Regions from separate parts of the Homo sapiens genome. Here region 2 is linked to region 1. The links are chromatin contacts, found by Hi-C or POLR2A ChIA-PET in ENCODE. All regions are on one chromosome and are shown on one strand. Each heading gives the region's core, a stretch centred on a gene start or an enhancer-like site at or near the end of the contact. The rest is flanking DNA. Distances are from core to core; before and after follow the strand shown.

Region 1 (7,206 bases), core at 2,111-4,610:
ACTGTGACCCCAAACAGGGGAGGACATACCTCAGTAAGTCATAGCACAGCTCTCTCTAAAGGAATTCTCAAAAATTCCATTCCAACTAGTGAACTACCAGCCCTTGTAAGTGGATTTGACAGTCTTGTCATTTTTGAGGAGGAGCCATTTTCTTTTTAAATGACAGAGGTGTTCTGCCACCTCCTTTGGAAGGTACCTGAGGGTAAACTTCTGTTTTTCATACCCTGTTACGCTTATTTCGTGTGACCTTCTGTAGGAAGGATGTTTGGTTGAATCCATAAACACGCATGGAGCTCTGTGTTCTGGGCCCCAGGGAAGCTGGAAGTATCAAAGCTGGTGCCTCTATAGCTTTTGGTCTAGTAGGGAAAGGGAACACTGAACACTTTGCCTTCCTCTCAATTAACCAGCTTAGACAAGACGATCTGGCAGGAAATGATTTGAACCCGTGGCAGAGCCCAAGACCTTTACATTTCTTTCTTTTTTGAACACGGAAAGTGGGCACACCTCAGAAATTTTCTCAGTAACTGAAAGAGAAGTAGGATCATCAGGTTTTGAAATGAGTGTTATTTTTCTCTCTCGGAGGTCAAGAAATTAAAAGAAAGCCTTGGTGTCTTTACAGAGCAAGCACAGGGGAGTCCAAATGTTAGAAAGGAAATTGGAGGCTCTGTCCAGAGCCTCTGCCAGACTCATGTAAGCTGAGGACTACAGAAGGAGTAAGCAAGTTTCCTCCACCAGTGCTGGAGTTTAAAAGTGGGGTAGGTGGAGGCTTGCAGGGGCTTTGACAGGCGCACAGTCTATTGTCCAGGAGAACCTGAGGGTTTGTATCCTCTATAGCATGGTGACCCTTAGCAACCATCACTATGTTGCTCTTGGTTCTCTGTTTCTGTCTGTAGCTGACTGAGCCCCTGCTTTAGGGTTTTGTGTTATGCCTCAGAATTGCAGGGGGTAGGTGGTATAGGTCACTTTAGAGCCTCAACATCCTGATTTCAGTTTAGGCTCTGCCACTTCCAAGTTCTGTATTTCTGGATATGTCTGTCAGCCTCTCTAAGCCTTAGTTTCCTTGTCTGTAAAATGGGGGAAATGATGCCTACCTTTCGGGATTGTGGTCAAGATGAAATGAGCTATCATGCGGGTAAAACCCCCAGGACATGGTAGAGGCTCTGTAATTGTCCTTTTTTACTCCCTTGCCTTGCTGTTGGAATGTTGTGGGGTTTGGAAAGGAAGGTGAGAATGACTTTCTTCCTCTCCAGAGCAGCTACAACCTGTGATCTGGGGGCAGGGAGACTCAGCTGTGAAAAAGCCAGCCTCATTTTGGTAGTTGGCAATGGTCCTAGGATGCCTGAATTCTGTGGCAGGGGAGACCTGCAGGGCTCATGCTGCAATGCCCCAGGTTGAACAAATGGGGTAAAGGAGACCAAGAGAGCTGAAATGACTTGCCCAGGACCACAAAGCCAGTGAGTGGCAGAGCTGGGGTCAACGCTTTGTTCTGTGTCCCTGCATTGGCCTGCCACCATGTCTTAGGAGAGCAGAGCACGTGCTTGTAAAGTAACTCCTGGCTCCAGGGTGCACAGTTGGACCTCAGTCTTTACCCCATAAATTCTTCTGTTACATGGGGAGCAGTGGTCAATTTCCAAACCAGGTAGATCGGCATGTTTCTCACTCCAGGAAGGTTTCCTGACCTCCTAACATCAAGGCAGGTGGCCCTGCTGGTTTCTCCTGGGATTCCTGTGCCCAATTTGTATGTTTATTTTTGTACTCCCTGCCCTAGACTATGAAGACATGATCTAGACTTTCTTGTTCCTCGTTGTGTGTCTAGGGCCTTCTGTATGCTCTAGGACTGAGTAGACCTCAATAACTGTGTGTATGGGTGAATGACTAGGCCAGTTGGGTCCATTCTGCTGTTGCTTCCCCTCAGACATTTTAGGCCCCAGTTTGAGTGTGAGTCTACCAGCAACTGCCTTCATCAGGAATGACTTCCTAGCCTCCTCGGGAAGCACCAGCCTGGGCATTGATGACAGGAACTCTAATGGTTTTTGGCCTAAGCTAGTAAAGACACATAGCATTGCTCACCTGGCTTCTTTCTACCTCTGAAACTTGGAGAATGACTTGAGTAGATGTAAAATGTACTCACCAAGACAGATGTTCAATATCTAGAATTGCAAGCCTACCAGAAGCTCTCCAAGTGCTGGGTAGTGTCCCTCACTGGGCTGCTTCACATGGGCCTATCCACCCTGATCACTTAGCACCCTGCCAGTGAATACCCACTGTCTGTTGGCTTGGTGGCTTTACCTCTGTGTAGGAAGGGGGATGAGCTAGCTGCTCAGAGCTCAGTCAGCATCAGCTTTCTCAGACCTGGGGGAGGGTCTCAGGGGAATGGTGACTCACTTAGAACAGGCTTCATTGCACAGAATGCCCTGTCCTGTGTTAAGCACAGCAGGAAGCTTTAACTAGATCATTGCATCTTCCCCCAGGAGGCAGCTAGCAAAGGTGGGAGGTGCGTAACATGGATGGGCTGCAGTGATTCTATAGAAATGGCAAGGAGAGACAGCTCTGAGATGGATTATGAGGGGAAAAATCCTCAGGGTTCACTGGACTTGTTGGGGGTTGGAGTAAGCATTGAGGAGGGCAGAGGAGAGAGAGGAATAAGATGAAACTCTGGGGAGGAACAGAGAGGCAGAGATGTAGTGATTAAAGTCTAATTGTTTCATGGCTTTTTCTTAAAACCACATTTTATTTGAAACTCACAAACTTCTGCTTCAAATTGTTTCATTGGTTATATTTGTCCTTGCTGCAAAATTTTGCAAATGAGACTAAATTCTCTGTAATGATATTTCTTTGTTGCTGTGATCATGCTTTTACTCAGCATAACAAATAGGCAGCTTGTTCAGAGTGAGGGTGGCTGCTGGGCTTCTAAAAACCTGGGAAATTCAAGAAGGAGAGTACATGACTTCAGCAAAACCTTATCACTGCACAGGTGGGGGCAACACTTGCTTCTTAGTCCAAGATCCTTTTTCTTTCCCTCCCTCCCTCCCTCCCTCCCTCCCTCCCTCCCTCCCTCCCTCCCTCCCTCCCTCCCTCCCTTCCTTCCTTCCTTCTTCTTTCCTTCATTATTCCCTCCCTCTTTCTCTCTCTCCCTTCCTCCTTTCCTTATTCATTCATCAGACATTTATTGAGCATCTACTATGCACCAGCTGGGATACAGCAATACATAAGACAAATATAGTTCATATCCATCTAGCATAGATATGGTAGGAGCTGAGTCATTGCATTCATTTATTTGTTCAATAAACATTCATAGAATACCTAATATTTGCTTATCTCTGTTCTAGGTATAAGGAATGCAGGGATGAACAAGAGAGAACAACAAATTCCCTTTGCTTTTGTGCAGGTTATAATCTGGGTGGGATGAGATGTTAAGCAAGGAGGTTCATAAAATAAAAATATAATGACACAGTTTGAAGTTTGCATATTGGTCCAATCCACATGGGTATCTTTCCTTCATTGGCTCAAGTTTCATGAATATGTTCATCCTGGAGCTATGGAAATGCACTCAAGAGGGGGTGGCTTCCTGGAAGGGAACATAAAATCTCAAGTTAATGTCTTACTCCCGTTCTGGTCATTCTTCCTTATCACAAAGAAGACTCAAGGGATTAGTGAGGCCCTTCAAAACTGTGTTGTGGGAAAACCAAAACCAGCGGTGCAAATAGTGAATTGCAGCCTCAGTTGGGACTCTTATTCTCATTGATTGAAGTGGTTTTATTATATTCCCAGTGGCTCCAGTCCTAACCTAGAAACCTAAGCCCTATACCTGCTGGGACAGGGTTCTGACATTTTATGGCAGAGGTAAGGTAGAAAGAGCCATATACATGATTGGTTTTACAATAATATTTCTGTAGCAAAATGATTTAAATACAAGAGGCGAACACCCAGCTCTCTTCCCAAACACCCTGTAGTAAGAAATAGAAGGCCTCTAAGACCTCATTCTCATGTCTACCCCTCACAGTGTTATCACACCAGACAGAGCAAGCATAGAAGCCCCAAAGACACTGACTACTTTCTGTCTACAGGTTTTTAGACAAACCACTTCTTCTCTCTTCCCCTATAAATAATGCTGATGTCACAGGGTTTTATGAGCATTTAATGACACATGCCTCATAAAAAGTATTTTATAATCAGTAAAGCACTGAATTTATTGCTGTTATTGGGTTATAGCAGTAATGTGGTCCTTGGTTCTCACTTTTGCAAATACAGAACCCTTAGGGGATTTGTGGCAGATTAGTTTTTCCAAAAATGGCCACAATAGCATCCTCCATCTCACGTGTGCATCATCCTTTTTTCTTTTTTTTTGAGACAGAGTCTTGCTCTGTCGCCCAGGCTGGAGTGCAGTGGCGTGATCTTGGCTCACTGCAAGCTCCCTCCCGGGTTCATGCCATTCTCCTGCCTCAGCCTCCTGAGTAGCTGGGACCACAGGTGCCCGCCACCATGCCCGGCTAATTTTTTGTATTTTTAGTAGAGATGGGGTTTCACCATGTTAGCCAGGATGGTCTTGATCTCCTGACCTTGTGATCCGCCTGCCTCGGCCTCCCAAAGTGCTGGGATTACAGGCGTGAGCCACCGTGCCCGGCCTTCACGTGTGCATCTTCAATATGACCTTGCCATGCCTTTCTCAAGAGATAATTTTCTTCATCTCCTTGACGCTGAGTTGACTCCAGACTGCTTTGACCAATAGCACAGTGACCCTGTGCCAGTTCTGGGGTGTAGCCCTTAGCCAGCCTGGTAATTTCTGCTTCCTGCCTCTTGGAGCCAGCTGCCATATAAGAAAGAAGTATGACTATCCTGAGACCACCAGATGATATGCCATGTGGAGGGAAAGAAAGGCCAAGGAGCAAAAAGGTATACTAAACATGAGTGAAGAAGCCATCTTGGAAGTGGATTTTCCAGCCCTGGCTTCCCAGATTCCCAGTTGAAATCTGGAAATCCCAACCCACTGAATTGTGGAAAAATAAAATAAATGTTGTGTGAACACACTAAGTTTTGAGGCTACTTGGTTACCCAGCAATAGAAAACGAAATAGTTACTTTTTTCCTCTTCTGGGTTTTGTATATCTTTTTCCCAAGGACTTGCTAATTGTATTGAATTGCGAAAAGCCACAGACTTTTCCAGCCCAGGAGGTCTGGTGTTCAAACCTTGACTCAGTCATCTTTTAGCTGTGTGTTCACATAACACTTTGAACTTCATTCAGCTTTTAAATCTATTATAGGGCCTTATAAGGCCTCCTAAAGATGCGGGGAGGCCACAATGAGCCAGTCCATTGAAAGTGCTTTGTAGCATTGTTTGGTCCTAAGTATGCTGTCAGGCATATGTTGTCAATCAAAAGAACCCACTGAAGCTCTGTGAGACACCTGCTGGTCAGTTCCACATCCCTGGTGAGGCTAGTTCCCTTTGGCATTTGTGTTTGATACATTCTGGGTCTACTTTTGAGATGGGACAGGGCAAAGCCTGCGTGGGACTGCATAGTGTGGAGGCTTCAGCTACAGCTCAGGAGTGCTGAGTACTTAGTGCATGTGCCAGGCCTGTCTGTAATTTCTAGACTACTTCTTTAATAGCAAACTCTTAATACTTCTATTTCACAGATGAGAAAACTGAGACTCAGAGAAGCTGATGTGGCTATACTAGTAATGACAGAACCAGGACAAGAAGTCAGATTCCTAGTCACCAAGTCCAGTAAGATTTGGGGCAATCACTTAGAATTTTTGACTTCAGCATAAGGTAAAGAAGATAAGAAAGTATCCAAGAGGCATACAATTTTAATCTGAAAGCATTGCAATATGATGACTCCTTAAACAACATAAGAAATTTGGAGTTCCTTTAAAGCTGCAAACACCAGAAGTTTACTCCTTCCAACTCATCATTCTTGGCAAAGTAGGCATAAATGGCACCTTATTCCTTCCATTTCCAGTTGGAGGTTCTTCTGTTTTGAGCATGTGTATTCCTCTTTTCTGGAAGTTTTTCTTGACAGAAGCAGAGAGGTTTTTGACAAACAACTTTAATATTCTTTGTGTCTGTGTGGCTGGCTCTAATAATCCTGCAAGCTTACAGGGTCACTGTTAAGATTAAATCTGAGTCATCGGAGGCAGATGTTGACACATCATTATTTAAATCCTGAGCTGCTGAAGGACTCTCATCCCCATGAGCTATGATTCACTGTCCAAACAAACACCCCAAATTCCACATAGCTTGCTGAGCAGGGACTCTGGACTCCATTAGGGGAAAAAGTTTGCCTTGCTTTGTGTGGTGAGAAAGCACTACTTTCTGTTGCAGAGGAAGCGTGGCCTACAGGGAGAAAGAGTGTTTCAGAAGACCTAGGCTCCTGTCTCATCTCTTGCTCTGGGCTTTCTTTTATTACCTGCTCTTCATAAACTTTCCCGTAATTTACACTTGCATGTTTACTTATATGTTATTGTTTTTTATTTTTTATTGAAGTATAATTTTTAAAGTAAAATGTGTTAAGTGTCCAGCTTGATGAAATTTTACAAATGTATACTCTAAGTCAGCACCATGCATATGACAACATGGAACATTTTCACCACCCCAGAAGATTCCCTTGTGCACCTTCCCGATCAATAACCCTTCAAGGTAACTGCTGTTCTGACTTGTGATGCCATGGATCAGTTTCCTCAGTTCTAGAATTTCATGTAGAAGTCAAATGGCACATACTCTTTTGTATCTGGCTCTTTTGCTCAGAAAAATACCTGTGACATTTATATGTGGTGTTGTGGATATCAGTGATTTGTTCCTTTTTATTGCTGAGTATTATCCCATTGTATGACTAGACCAAAATTTGTTTATTCATTCTCCTGTCAATGGATACCTGGTTTGTTTTCAAACTTTGGCTATTATGAATAAAGCTGCTGTACCTATTCTTGTATACATATTTTGTAGACATATGTTTTCATTTCTTTTGAGTAAATACCTAGAAATAGGATTGCTAAGTCATAGAATAGGCTGGTGTATGTTCGACTTTATCAGAAACCATCAAATAGTTCTTTCTAACACTTAATGTTTTCAGTCTTTTAAAATCTTAGCCCTTCTTGAGGGTGTCTACTAGTATCTCAATTTAACTTTCATTTTTCTGATGAATATTGATGCTGAGCACTTGTACTTATGCTTATTGACCATTTATATATCTTTTATTTCTGTGAAGTA
Region 2 (7,090 bases), core at 3,919-6,418, 250 kb after region 1:
TGAAGTGTGCTATTCTCCTCTTCTTTCAGTAGAGGTGACCTGGGCATTGAACCTGCAGTTGTTGGACCTCAGTCACCTTATCTGAAAAGATAAGGGGTGGGACTAGCTAATCTTATTCTCTGCCAGACCTGGGATTTAATTCTGTTTTCTGAAATGAAATTGCAAATGCTAAGAACATCTCTCTTTCTCTCTCTTTTTTTTCTTTTCTTTTCTTTTTTTTTTTTTTTTTGCCTAGGTGGCTCCTAAGGCTGTGGGCTTCAGAAATAGATAAAAATTTTCCCTAGCTCACTCCTCCCCCTTTTCTAAGCCATCTCTTTACAAAGCCTTCAGCTCCCTCCCGTCCCCTTTATGCTGAATAACACTACCTGTGTGGGTAGAAGTCATTTTTAGCCTCTGTGTCTGGGTCGAAGGCTCCAAGCCTAGTTTTCCTATTGTTTTGCTGTCTCCTGTTCAAAGCTGCCCTTACCTTGCTGAGTACGCTGGCCAGGAGGAAGCCTGCGCCAGTATGGAGGGTGGCATTTGTAGTTTCTCTCCTCCCACACTGAAAAAGCATCAAGTTGCTGGCATGCAGAACAATACTAAGAGGGGCTGGCTGGGATTTTTATTTTGGACTTCCTGTTCCAAAAAGGTTTGCTTCATTTTGGCATGGAGACAAAACACAACTACCCCCTTTAGCAAACACTATAAAACCATCTCCAGACAAAACCTCCCTTGGTGCTTTAATTGGGCAGCTGTAAGGAACCAGGTCCAGGTTTATGGTGAGGGCTTATGTGTAAGGATGAGGCACTCCAGGTCATTTGAGACACTGTGGGTTGTTTTGACTTTTTATTTTAGCTCTTGGTCTTATGAGTGAACACGGGGAGGGAGTAAGGGAGAGGAAATGCGGGGAGAGAGTGGCAAAAGAGAGAAGCAGAGGAAAGGGAGCTAATGGGGGTAGAGATGATGAAGATGGTGGCAAGAAGAATAAAGAAAACCACTGAGGGAGGAAGGGGAGAAAAAAAAGAAGTAGGGAGAAGGGAGAATTAGAGAAAGAGAGAGAAATAGAGGTGTGGATGAATTCAGAAATAGCGAGGGAAATCTTGCTCTTTGCAAAGAATTTTGGAATGGGGGACTCTGGGCTGTTGCATAATCATTTTGAGACAGGGTGGTCATGGGTGAGAAAAACTGGTAAAAAAATGTGAAAACTTTTCTTACATTTTGGCAGACCCAGGATAGAAAGAAATGAGGAATGTAAGTGGCAGAGCTGAGTTTTAAGCCCAAAGTGTCCTGGCTTCTTAATCCATCTTTCAAGCACATTCTCACCCATCCAGGCACCAGAGTATTCCTAGGGGCTGCTTTCCTTTAAAAGGGCATGGGATCACGACCTTTCTACTGACTCTGCTGAGTGCAGCAGGAAAGGGGATAGTTTGGTGGTCTCTATGGAAACTTAGGACACTGGGCTCTGCCTCTGTCGCTTGCCAGCTATGTTGCTTTGGGCAATTGCCTGACCTTTCTCAGCCTCAGCTCCCTCAGGTGTAAACTAGGGATAGTAATAGTACTAATTGGACAGTATTGTTCAGCATAGGAGAGTCCTTAGTGCATTGTTTTCTCCTGCTTTCTCTCGTAACTTTCCAGGAGAGTTCCCTGGGTGACTGTGGAGTCTATGGTTTCTTTCCTACACAGTCTGATTCTCTAGGCTTCCAGGAATAAGGTCTCTCTCCAGCACTGGGTTGGTACCTCCAGCTGGGCCCCAGCAACATGACACTGTCTCTTTGGTGACTATGAAGCTTTAGTCAGTCTTGGTTTAGCCATTGTAAAGGGGTCAGCGATTGTGATGGGGTTTCATGCCCAGAAGTTGATGCCACAGCAACTCTAGTCCCCTCTTGGCCCCTCGTAGTCCTCTATACTACTATTTTGTAGGCACTGGACATGCTAAAGAGCCTTGGTGGTCAGAATGAGGCTGGGCAGCTAGATTCCACCCTCTGCTCAGCCAGCGCAAGACGAAGTGCAGCCTGTGCTCTTGTTCACTGATGGTGAGATGAAATCAGTGAAGTAGATAACTTCCCCATGCCACAGTCAGAGCTGGTTTCTTCTTCTACACTTTGGACTTATTGCCGTTTTGGCTCACCATTCCTTAGTTCTAGTTGTTTGTTTGTTTGTTTTTGCCCTGAGTTGGAGCTTCTTATGGTCATGAAGCAGTGTGTCTCAGGTGATCATCAGGCAGAGAACAGAGAATTTGCACTGCCAGACAGAGGACACAGTGCCATGATCCCATGTAATCTTTTAAATTGGTTAGAGAGTCTCTAGACCAACATCCTCATTGTAAATTGCTTTCCTAATACTATCATTTACCAAACCACACCAGGGCCAGGCTCCATACTATAGATGTCTCATTATATCCTTACCACATTGCCCTTAGGTTGGCAGGAATGGACTGCTCCATTTTCAGTGCAGATACAGGGAGGCTCAGAGAAGTGAAGGCCCTTGCTCATAAATGGTGGAACCCGAACGGGGAAGATAGAAGTCCTCCAGAGTCACAGACCCAGAGCTCCCAGGCAGAGTCCTGTGGAATTCTGGGTGTTGGACACTTTCAGGTGAGTCAATGTGGATGATAGAAAAAGCTCCCTGGCCTTTGGCAGAGGTCAGAGTGGTGGCGATGGGCCCCTCTGCTGAGGTTAGCATGGGTAGGGATCCTGGCTTTGTCATTACTATACAGTAGTGGTGATGAATTTTAAGAAACATGCCAAAAGGAGAGTGGTAAGACCTCAGGCTGAGGTGACTTTTGTCATAGAATTCTAGAAATTTGGTTTCAACTGTTGCTTCTTAAGGGTAAAAAAGGAATAGATAAGCTTTCCCTTTCCTTGCAAATGTACCCCCTGGAGCTTCAGAGAGAGCTAGATTGCACTGCTGGGATAGCTAAGGAGGCTGCTTTGCCTCCTTTGCTTAACTGCTTCCCGGGGTCCAGGTGGCATGCCCCACACTAGGCATTGTAGCTGTCCTTTTCACAAAGAAGAAACAGAGAACAATATTATGTAGGAAGATATTTATTTTCTATACCTTTTGCCTGTCTGGGATGCTGGGTCTCTGCCAGGGCTGGAGAAATTAAGGGAGAATTGTGTTCTTGTATTCCCTAGGGCTATTTTATGTGCCCAGGCACTTGGCTCAGGCCTCTCTACAGCACTAATCAGTTTGCATTACAAGAGTCTGTTTCCAAGGTTGTCTCCGCCACTGTACTGTGAACTCCCACTGAGCCATGGGCCAAACCTGACTCATTGTTCTCTATGAGCACAGAACCTGCTGTGGGATAAGTTGGGAAGAAGGCATTTAGGACTGAGTTAGAAGATGGCATTACCTTGGTACCCTCATCACAATTTCAGATCTGGCCCTCCCCCTACAAATGCAGAAATACAGACCCAGCCATGAACCAGAGTTCCAGGGATGCAAATATGCCAAGGAGCTCCCAAGAGACAAAGGAACTGAATCAGTAAGTTAGTTTCACTATAGGAAATAGATCCCTTTAAACTCAGGGTGTTGGAATAGGCCAGGCCAGGACATTATCTCCCTGTCTCCCTGTGAACAAACCTGCAGTAGATAGCATAGGCCAGTGGTTCTCAGTCTTGAAGAGAATCAAAATCACCTGGAGGATTTGTTAGAACACAGATGGGTGGGCCCCACTCCTGAGTTTCTTCTGATTCAGTAGGTCTGGGATGGGGCCTGAGAATTTGCATTTCCAACATCTAATGCCATAGATCCAGGGACCTTCACTTTGAGAGTCGCCACTTTAGGTTAATATGGGGATTACGTAAGGAGGGGAACTTGGCTTCAGTGATCCCCAAAGGCTGGGGATCTCTGAAAAATCTGGACATTTGATCAGCTGAATATATATCACATTGCTCCTGCTCTTTTTTCACTTGTATCCTTCTTGCAAAACTAACCAAAGCAATAAAAAAATTCACAACAACAAAAATGATCCTAAACAATAATATCAAGCATCACAAAAAAGATAAGTAAGAACAAAGCTGTATCCTTGGTGTTGTAAAATGGTTTTGCATCGTATTTTTAGTTGGAAGTAACCCCAGCTCAAGACCAGAAACTCCTCTGGTATGGTCCAGGTGGGCTAGATCTTTGCCAGCAAGATCCCCAGCCCAAGGGCCTGGAGGTGGATCAGGTAGCTTGGCTGCTCAGAGGAAACCATGCCAGGAAGCTGGTGTGAGGATGAACCGCAATCCACACCTGTTTTCTCCTCAGCACAGCTGTCTCCTAAGGCATGGACACCTCACCATCTGTGCCTTTAACATGTGAAACACATTTTAAAATATACTATTTAATTTAAAATGATATTTGTCAGCTCGCTGCTGTGCCAGCTCCCTCTGCACAGAAGTGTTGCTGACAGAGCTTTAGTACAAAGAGAAGCAGGCCTGCAGGGTCAGCTGGCCAGGGACATAGAGGCTGGGCAACAGTGTGGAAGTTCATGGTGAAGCTGGCAAGCTTTTTATAGCCAGCAGTCATACCCTCACCTTGTCCTCCGAGACCTGGGACCCTCTAGAGGTCCAGGGTTACACAGTTTAAGGTATTGATGTTTCCGGAAGGAATGGCACCTTTGAAACTCTGTGAATTTCTCCATTCTTTCTCCTAACTGCAGTACAGATCCTGTGGGTAAATATTAATCAATCAATATGTCTACCTAAGAAAGCCCCTAATAACACATGAGCTACTATTGCTAAGACACATCCTCCCTGAAAGCTGTCCCAGTACTCCATCTCAGAGCTAGGATGCACCTTCTTCTTTCAAAGTCCATTTTATGCCTCTGTTCAGCCAGTTTGCTTCCCTCCGTTGTGGAAATTCAGAGGATTTTTCACAGCCTGGGTATGACAGACTTGTTCCCACTGTGCTATGAATTCATGCCTGCTCAGACTGCACCACCTTCCCATAAGGAGGTGTTAGGGGTGTCATCTGGGCTTTTAGCTCTGTTGTCAGCTTCGAAATAAATTGTAACCACAATTTGTAGCACAGGGAGGTGGTGAGGGAGGAATGGAGGGAGCAACAGAGAGATAGCTGAATTGTGGACAAATATGCTCTCTGATCAGTTTCTAGAAAAATCTTCCCAGGTAATTGTGTGCCTCAAGCCTAGGGTTGTTGTACATGGATTTTCTGCAAATTTTTATAGCTCATAGCCTAACTTACAGTTTGAAGGGAGAAGGGCCACCAGGTGGGGCTAAAGAGAGGCTTGTTTTGGATGAGGCAGAAGTCCACAGACTTATTTTGTTGTCTTGGAAAAGAGTTTACTTTTAATATCTTAAAATGAAAGTTAAGACCTAGTAAGTCTTTGCAGTTCATATTTCTTCTGCAGAAATGGTCCCTGCTTTTAAGAGTATTAAGCATTGTACCTTTAATCTCAAACCAACTCTATGCAACCTGCCTTCCTGCCTTCCCTCCTTCCTGCCTTCCTTCTCTCCCTTTGTCCCCCCTTCTTCCCTTCTTCCTCCTTTTCTTTCCTCCTTTTCTCCCTTCTTTTCTTACTTCTTTCTTTTCTTCCCTTTCCTTGCTCCTTCCCTCCCATCCTTCCATTTCTCTTTTTCCTCCTGCCCTACCGCCCCCTCATTCTGATGTAATGATTCATTTATCTGTTGAGACAATCCAATTTGCCTCCTTTCCACCAAGCACTATTTCAGGGAGTAGCTATGAATAAAACCCCTTGGATTCTGAAAGGAAGGGCAGAGCAGCTCACTGTCTCATGTCAGAGTTCACTGCTCTAGACTGATTAGCATTATTACTTCAGAGAAATGCCTTCAGCAAGATTCCAACTGGATATTTGTATAGCATTTTCCAGGGAGATATTAACAGTTCTCAGAATAATCTGGTAGTTTGATTTCACTGATGTACTTGTGATTTGTCCTTTTCTGAGAATTTGAACTTTTTTTTCCACTTTAAAACATAATAGAATAGTTTTACATGTCATGCTTTGAAATGTAAATATTTTCAAGTTCTGAGTGTACAGATAATAAATAATGCTCTAAAGTTTTAGATTAATTGGTAATTAATTTTTGCAAAGAGCTTTGAGATGGAAAGTGCTGCATTTCATCATGTCAAATTAGCATTGATTACAGAGATTTTTAAGTTTAACACCATGCAAATGCTGGCTTTTTCAGACTTATAAAATTGTATTTCTAGAACAAAGGGGTGCTTCTTTAGAATCTTACGTCAATTGTTGGATAGATGAGAGAATCAATGACCTTGATGAACATAGCAATCAGTCTGATAGCGCGTGCGCGCGCATGCGCACGTGCACACACACACACACACACACACACACACACACACACACACACTTGAGAATTTTGACTGCATTGGGAAAACAATTCTGCATCACATTATGGGCATTCTAGAGTGTGGAAAATGGCAATGAAAAGTGACTCATTGTGGCAGCCCACAAATCCACTCTTCCTCACACATTGAATGAGATAATACAATTAATTGAGCACATATGTTGATTCAGCCTTCAAAGGTTAAGAATAACCAGGCAAGAGCCATGGGAAGGCAGACAAGCCCTCAGGAAAGTACCTTACAAAGTGGTGACAATGAGCACAGACCATGATGCCTCATGGGGACAGCACCAGCTGTGGAATCACAGAAATAAGAATCACTATTCTCTCATCTGCCTACTGCCTACGTGACCCTGGGAACAGTTACCCAGCCTTCTTGAGTCTGTTTCCTCTCTGAAAGATGAGATCACAAGACCTATCTCGGGGCTGTTTTAAGTAAATGAGGTAAATGAACATAGCACTCAGCATAGTGCCTGGCACATTTTCCATACGTGTTATCCTATGGCTAATGATGCCTAGGGACACCCAGGGAAGGTTTCCTCAAATTGTCACAGGGGATGAGAACCCTTCAGGGTAAAAGTGTTTGAGACAGTAAAACACAATTTATCCAGCAATAAAAATAACACACTTGCATCCTGCTTTGGAGTTTACAAAGCACACAGTTATACCTTCATGGTGTCCTCACGACTTCCTTGTGAGATCAAGACAAGTAAAATTTTCCCAAAGCAGGGATGAGAAGGCTGAGTGATTTGTCCACCGGCAAACACAGCCTGAAATCCAGATCTTTT

The links. A loop is a pair of places that touch in the nucleus more often than their neighbours do. ChIA-PET counts read pairs that join two places held with the same protein, here RNA polymerase II (POLR2A).
Region 2: a loop to region 1 is called in a map of A673, with 3 times the contacts of the local background. The contact joins two enhancer-like sites. A Hi-C loop is called at or near these places in 1 of 168 maps with a recorded cell type or tissue (A673) and 1 of 37 single-sample maps with no recorded cell type. POLR2A ChIA-PET finds 5 or more read pairs at or near these places in 2 of 52 experiments (A673 and WTC11).

What each region holds. Positions count from the first base shown.
Region 1 is chr3:34,006,061-34,013,266 of GRCh38, forward strand. No RefSeq gene overlaps it. Among named protein-coding and RNA genes, the nearest start is that of LINC01811, 150 kb to the right of the region's middle. RefSeq lists an enhancer at 5,937-6,231. Within about 2 kb of position 3,361, at least 3 of the 41 ENCODE cell types and tissues checked have a DNase peak (open chromatin) inside an H3K27ac peak, as active enhancers do; they include A673, where a contact is called at or near this core.
Region 2 is chr3:34,255,608-34,262,697 of GRCh38, forward strand. The region is part of intron 2 of LINC01811 (long intergenic non-protein coding RNA 1811); the gene reads left to right. Among named protein-coding and RNA genes, the nearest start is that of LINC01811, 100 kb to the left of the region's middle. Within about 2 kb of position 5,169, at least 3 of the 41 ENCODE cell types and tissues checked have a DNase peak (open chromatin) inside an H3K27ac peak, as active enhancers do; they include A673, where a contact is called at or near this core.